Linked DNA regions of Homo sapiens: region 2 is linked to region 1. A link is an interaction called in ENCODE POLR2A ChIA-PET data of the cell type or tissue named here. Cell type or tissue: GM12878. All regions are shown on one strand. Links, peaks and the distances in the headings refer to the core of each region. The heading gives the core; the rest is flanking DNA. Region 1 overlaps ZNF48 (zinc finger protein 48). Region 2 has its middle 27 kb from the start of CORO1A.

Region 1 (2,906 bases), core at 232-2,731:
GGATGACAGGCCTGAGCCACACCTGGCCTGGAAAGGCCTTTGGATCACAGAGGATTCTTTCCAGCTCATAGGTTTGCTGGACATTTCTCACCTCACTTGTAATTATTTGTTCAATGTCTATCTCCCGCATAAAAACAGGTCAGGGACTTTGTCTTGTTTATCTTTCTATCCCAGTATGCAGCACACAATAGGTGCAGCTGTTGAGTGAGTAACTATCCTCAAGAAGCTCTTCATGTGTTAGGTGCTCAGAGACGGGTTGCTCAGAGAAGGGGATTGTAACTAACCCAGACGAGGGTCAGAGTAGGCTTCTTGGAGGAAGTAGTGCTTGAGGTGTTTTGACAGAGGAGATTAACAAGGGGTGGGTAGTGGTGGAGGAGCATTCCAAGTAAAAGAAACGACATTTAAGGAGCCCAGGGCTGAAACTACACAAATGGAAGGGCTTGAGTGCCAATGAAAGTTAGGCTTTGGGGACAGCATGTGGAGATCCACTGGGGTTTCAATGGGGGAGTGACATGGCCAGATGTAATTTTAGAAAGCAGGCCAGGCACGGTGGCTCATGCCTATAAATCCTAGCACTTTGGGAGGCCGAGGCGGGCAGATCACCTAAGGTCAGGAGTTTGAGACCAGCCTGGCCAACATGGTGAAACCCCGTCTCTACTAAAAATAAAAAAATTAGCCAGGCGCGGTGGCGGACGCCTGTAATCCCAGCTACTAGGGAGGCTGAGGCAGGAGAATCGCTTGAACCCGAGCGGAGGCTGCAGTGAGCCGAAGATCCTGCCACTGCACTCCAGCCTGGGCGACAGAGTGAGTGAGACCCTGTCTTGAGAAAAAAAGAAAAAAGAAAAAGAAAGAAATCAAGAAAAGAAAGTGGCCAGGCGCGGTGGCTCACGCCTGTAATCCCAGCACTTTGGAAGGCTGAGGCGGGCGGATCACGAAGTCCGGAGTTCGAGACCAGCCTGACAAACATGGTGAAACTCCGTCTCTACTAAAAATACAAAAATTAGCCGGGCTTGGTAGCGCGCCTGTAATCCCAGCTACTCAGGAGGCTGAGGCAGGAGAATCGCTTGAACCCGGGAGGCGGAGGTTGCAGTGAGCCAAGATCGCGCCACTGCACTCCAGCCTGGGCGACAGAGCGAGACTCCGTCTCAAAAAAAAAGAAAAGAAAGTTCACTGCAGGTCGTCTTGGAGGGCACACTGGTAGGGAAGGGAGCTAGGAAAACCAGCAAGAAGGAACTTCCAGAAGCCCCAAAGGGCTCCGCTCAGGCCATCAAGAGCCCCAGCCCTGAACGCAGGGTTCTAGGGTTTTGAGAGCGCATCAATTTGGAAAGGGCGGGCGGAGCGGGAGGAGCCGCACTGCAGCCAGCCCTGGTCGGTTTCTAGGGAAGCCAGGCCAGTGCTTACGATCTCGCGAGAACCCGTCCAGGGATTCTTTCCGCACGGAGATCGGGGAGAGCCGGGGGCGGGAACTTGCGACCCTGTACTTCGTTGCCTTCATTGTTTAGCGGGGAGAACCGCCCTGGACTTCTTTTTTCTTTAATCCCTGGCCGATCAGGCCAGTGGTTGTGAAAACGCTAGGGATTGCAGACCTGCTTCCCAGGCCCCGCGGGGCGCCGGGAAATCCGGCGGGCTTTTCTGGGGGTGAAGGAGCACCGTTTGCCCTCCCTTTGGGCTGTGCAGCCGAATGACTCATTTCCCGACGCATAAAAAGGGTCTCGGGTGTCGGGTTTCCCAGGTCCCGGTGGGCGGCGCGCCGGCGTCCGGGCTTTCCACGCCGGTTCCAGACCTGTGGGCTGCCTCCCGCCGACAGCCGTCGCCATAGCAACAACGCCCCCCACACGCCCCCTCTTCCTCCTCCTTGCTGCCTTGTCTCTGCAGCGCCGCGCGGTTTTCCTTTTAAGGGTCGCGCTGGATGCTGTGGCGTAGGTGGTGCCTGCGGGCAGCCAGACCTCAGGCCTGGGGCATCGGCTGATGGAGCTGGCGGCCGTTTTTGAACCAGACGTCGGAGCTAGAAAGCCGCTGACTACGCCAAGACAACCTCTTTATTTAATGGGCTCAGAGAGCAAGGGAAGCACACAAAATTTACAGTCTGAGTTTTGCGCGCAGAGACCCCTCTCCACCTTTTTCATGCCTGTGTGTACACACACACTGTCCAAGCCTCAGAAGAGAAGCCGTTTATTGGTAAAAAGACACATGGAAATGTGGCTGCCAGGCCTCAGAGCATCCTGCCCTTTTCCCAAACAGCTGGCCTCTGCTATCCACCAGGACTTGGGCTTGGCATCCAGGCTGGATACCATGAGAGCACCTTCTGTCTCTGGTCTATTCTGCCAGTGTCTCCGTGTCAGGGTGGGTTGGCTCCCTCCAGGGCACAAAGGTCTGGGCTCTGTCCAAGAGTGCCCCTCCATAGGGGTGGGTACCACCATGCCACACAGCAGTATTTGCCCCATCCGGATGATCAAGATACCCCTGCCTCATCCTGTTACCTTAAATTCCAGAAGCCCCATCTCTGCAGCTCAGAAGGTAAACAAACCCTGGTTCAGGCATTGGTCTCCCAGAGCAAGGTTGGGAGGCATCAGTGGTGCAATCAGCTCACTGCAGCCTCAAACTTTTGGGCTCAAGTGATTCTCCCACCTCAGCCTCCCAAACTGCTGGGATTACAGGTGTGTACTACCTGCCCAGCAAGGGGAAAGTGTCAGTTCTTAACAGATGAGGCAGCAGGAATTTAGGGTTGAGTCCTTAGGTGAAAGCCAGTTTATTTATTCAACAAGTATTGAATGCCTACTGTGTGCTAGGCAGTCTTCTAGAAGCCAGGGGTACAGCCCGTCCTGGCAAGGTCCTGACTCAGCCCAGCCAGGACAGTTTCCTGAGCTTCAAGGTTACTGTCTCCAATCCCTATTTCTATCTATTCT
Region 2 (2,906 bases), core at 301-2,800, 240 kb after region 1:
TTTTAGTAGAGACAGGGTTTTGCCGTGTTAGTCAGGATGGTCTGGATCTCCTGACCTCGTGATCCACCTGCCTTGGCCTCCCAAAGTGCTGGGATTACAGGCGTGAGCCACTGCGCCCGACCAAAATTCTTTTACACTTATTATGATTGTTGAGTATTTTCTATATTTTATTTTAAATCCTGGGATACACGTGCAGGATGTACAGGTTTGTTACATAGGTAAACGTGTGCCATGGTGCTTTGCTGCACCTATCAACCCATCACTTATGTATTAAGCCCTGAATACATTAGCTTTATCCTAATGCTCTTGCTCCCCCGACCCCCCGACAGGCCCCAGTGTATGTTATAAGTTTCACATTTTGATGAAGCCCAATGTATCTGTTTTCATTGTTGTTGCTTTCCTTTTTGTTGACATGTCTAAGAAGACACTGCCGGGATGGGTGCGGTGGCTCATGCCTGTAATCCCAGCACTTTGGGAGGCCGAGGCACCCGGATCACAACGTCAGGAGATGGAGAACATCCTGGCTAACATGGTGAAACCCCGTTTCTACTAAATACACAAAAAATTAGCCGGGTGTGGTGGTGGGCGCCTGTAGTCCCAGCTACTCGGGAGGCTGAGGCAGGAGAATGGTGTGAACCTGGGAGGCCGAGCTTGCAGTGAACCGAGATTGTGCTGCTGCACTCCAGCCTGGGCAACAGAGCAAGACTCCGTCTCAAAAAAAAAAAAAAAAGACACTGCCAAATTTGAAGCTACAAAGACTTGTCCCTATGTTTTCTTCTAAGAGTTTTATAGTTTTAGCTTTTACATTTGGTTTTAAAACAACAACAACCCTATTTTGAGTTAATTTTTGTATATGGTATGAGGCAGGGGCTCCACATTCCTTATTTATTTATTATTTTTTGAAACAGGATCTTACTCTGCTGCCCAGGCTGGAGTGCAGTGGTGTGATCACAACTCACTGCAGCCTTGAACTCTTGGGCTCAGGTGATCCTCCCACCTCAGTCTCCTAAGTAGTTGGGACTACAGGCACACACCACCATGCCTTGCTTATCTTTTTGTATTTTTTGTGGGACAGGAGTTTCACTATGTTGTTCAGGCTAGTCTCAAACTCCTGGGGTCAAGTGATCCACCCACCTCGGGCTCCCAAAGTGCTGGGATTACAGGCATGAGCAACCATGCCCAGTCAAGTTCATTATTTTGTATGTGTATGTTTTGTACATGTTCACTGTTACATAGCACTGTTTATTTAAAGACTATTCTTTCCCTCATTGAATTGTCTTGGCACCCTTATTTAAAATAAATTGACCACAGACATATAGGTTTATTTCTGGACTCTAGATTTTTTTTTTTTTGAGGCAGAGTCTGTCACTCAGGGTTCAAGTGATTCTCCTGCCTCAGCCTCCCATGTAGCTGGGACTACAGGTGCCCACCTCCACACCTGGCTAATTTTTGTATTTTTAGTAGAGATGGGGTTTCACCATGTTGGCCAGGCTGGTCTCGAACTCCTGACCTCAAGTGATCCACCCACCTCAGCCTCCCAAAGTGCTGGGATTATAGCTGTGAGCCACCACATCCAGCCATGGACTCTATAGATCATTGATCTATGGGTCTAGCCCTATGACAGTATCACAGTGTCTTGATTACTGTAGCTTTGTAGTAAGTTTTGAAATTGGGAAGTGTGAGCCTTCAACTTGTTTCTTTTTCAAGATTGTTTTGGCTATTCTGAGTCCCCTGAGTTTCCATATGAATTTTAGGACCCATTTGTCAATTTCTACAAGGAAGTCACTGGAATTCCAATAGGGATTGGGTAGATTAATTTAACAATATTAAATCTTCTGATCCATGAATGTGGGGTATCTTTCCATTTACTTAGAAATCAAATCTTCTTTGATTTGTTTCAACAATTATTTCAAGGTTTCAGAGCATACATTTTGTACTCCTTTTGTTAAGTTTATTCTTAAGTATTTTATTTTGGGGGTGCTATTGTAAATGGAATTGTTTTCTTAATTTCGTTTTCAGAAATTGTTCATTGCATTTTTTTTTTTTTTTTTGAGACGGGGTCTCGCTCTGTCACCAGGCTGGAGTGCAGTGGCACGATCTCAGCTCATTGCAACCTCCAACTCCCTGGTTCAAGCGATTCTCCTGCCTCAGCCTCCTGAGTAGCTGGGATTACAGGCATGCGCCACCACACCCAGCTAATTTTTTTGTATTTTTAGTAGAGACGGGGTTTCACCATGTTGGCCAGGATGGTCTCTATCTCCTGACCTCGTGATCCACCCACCTCAGCCTCCCAAAGTTCTGGGATTACAGGCATGAGCCACCACACCCGGCTTTTTTTTTTTTTTTTTTTTTTGAGATGAAATGTCACTCTTGTCGCCCAGGCTGGAGTGCAATGGTGCATTCTCGGCTCACCACAACCTCCACCTCTCAGATTCAAGCTATTCTCCTGCCTCAGCCTCTCTAGTAGTTGGGATTGCAGGTGCCGACCACCATGCCTGGCTAATTTTTTTGTTTGTTTGTTTTTGTATTATTAGTAGAGATGGGATTTCATCATGTTGGCCAGGCTGGTCTCGAACTCCTGACCTCAAGTGATCTGCCCGCCTTGGCCTCCCAAAGTGCTGGGATTACAGCTGTGAGCAAACGTGCCTGACCTGTCCATTGCAATTATATGGAAATATAATTGATTTTTTTTTTGCATATTGACCTATATCTTGCAACATTACTGTTTTCATTAATTAGTTTGTTTTTTGTTTTTTGTTTTTCAGATGGAGTCTCGCTCTGTCACACAGGCTGGAGTGAAGTGGCATGATGTCGGCTCACTGCAACCTCCGCACCCCATGTTCAAGCAATTCTCCTGCCTCAGCCTCCTCAGTAGCTGGGATTATAGGTGCGTGCCACCACGCCTA

What was found. Peaks named below come from ENCODE experiments on the same cell type or tissue, not always from the same donor. Only the 100,000 strongest peaks of a DNase experiment are listed, where the experiment ranks them.
Region 2: POLR2A ChIA-PET joins it to region 1 with 6 read pairs; 5 of 35 experiments call an interaction of 5 or more read pairs at or near these places.

Annotation. Positions count from the first base shown.
Region 1 is chr16:30,399,224-30,402,129 of GRCh38, reverse strand. ZNF48 (zinc finger protein 48) reads right to left here. Exons shown (of 3, transcript NM_001214909.2): 3 at 2,022-2,906. Among named protein-coding and RNA genes, the nearest start is that of ZNF48, 5.3 kb to the right of the region's middle. RefSeq lists an enhancer at 2,814-2,906. In GM12878, for the core only: no CTCF peak of the experiment used is centred there; DNase peaks (open chromatin) are centred at 1,429 and 1,749; H3K4me3 peaks cover 1,477 bases; H3K27ac peaks cover 598 bases.
Region 2 is chr16:30,155,483-30,158,388 of GRCh38, reverse strand. No RefSeq gene overlaps it. Among named protein-coding and RNA genes, the nearest start is that of CORO1A, 27 kb to the left of the region's middle. In GM12878, for the core only: no CTCF peak of the experiment used is centred there; no DNase peak of the experiment used is centred there.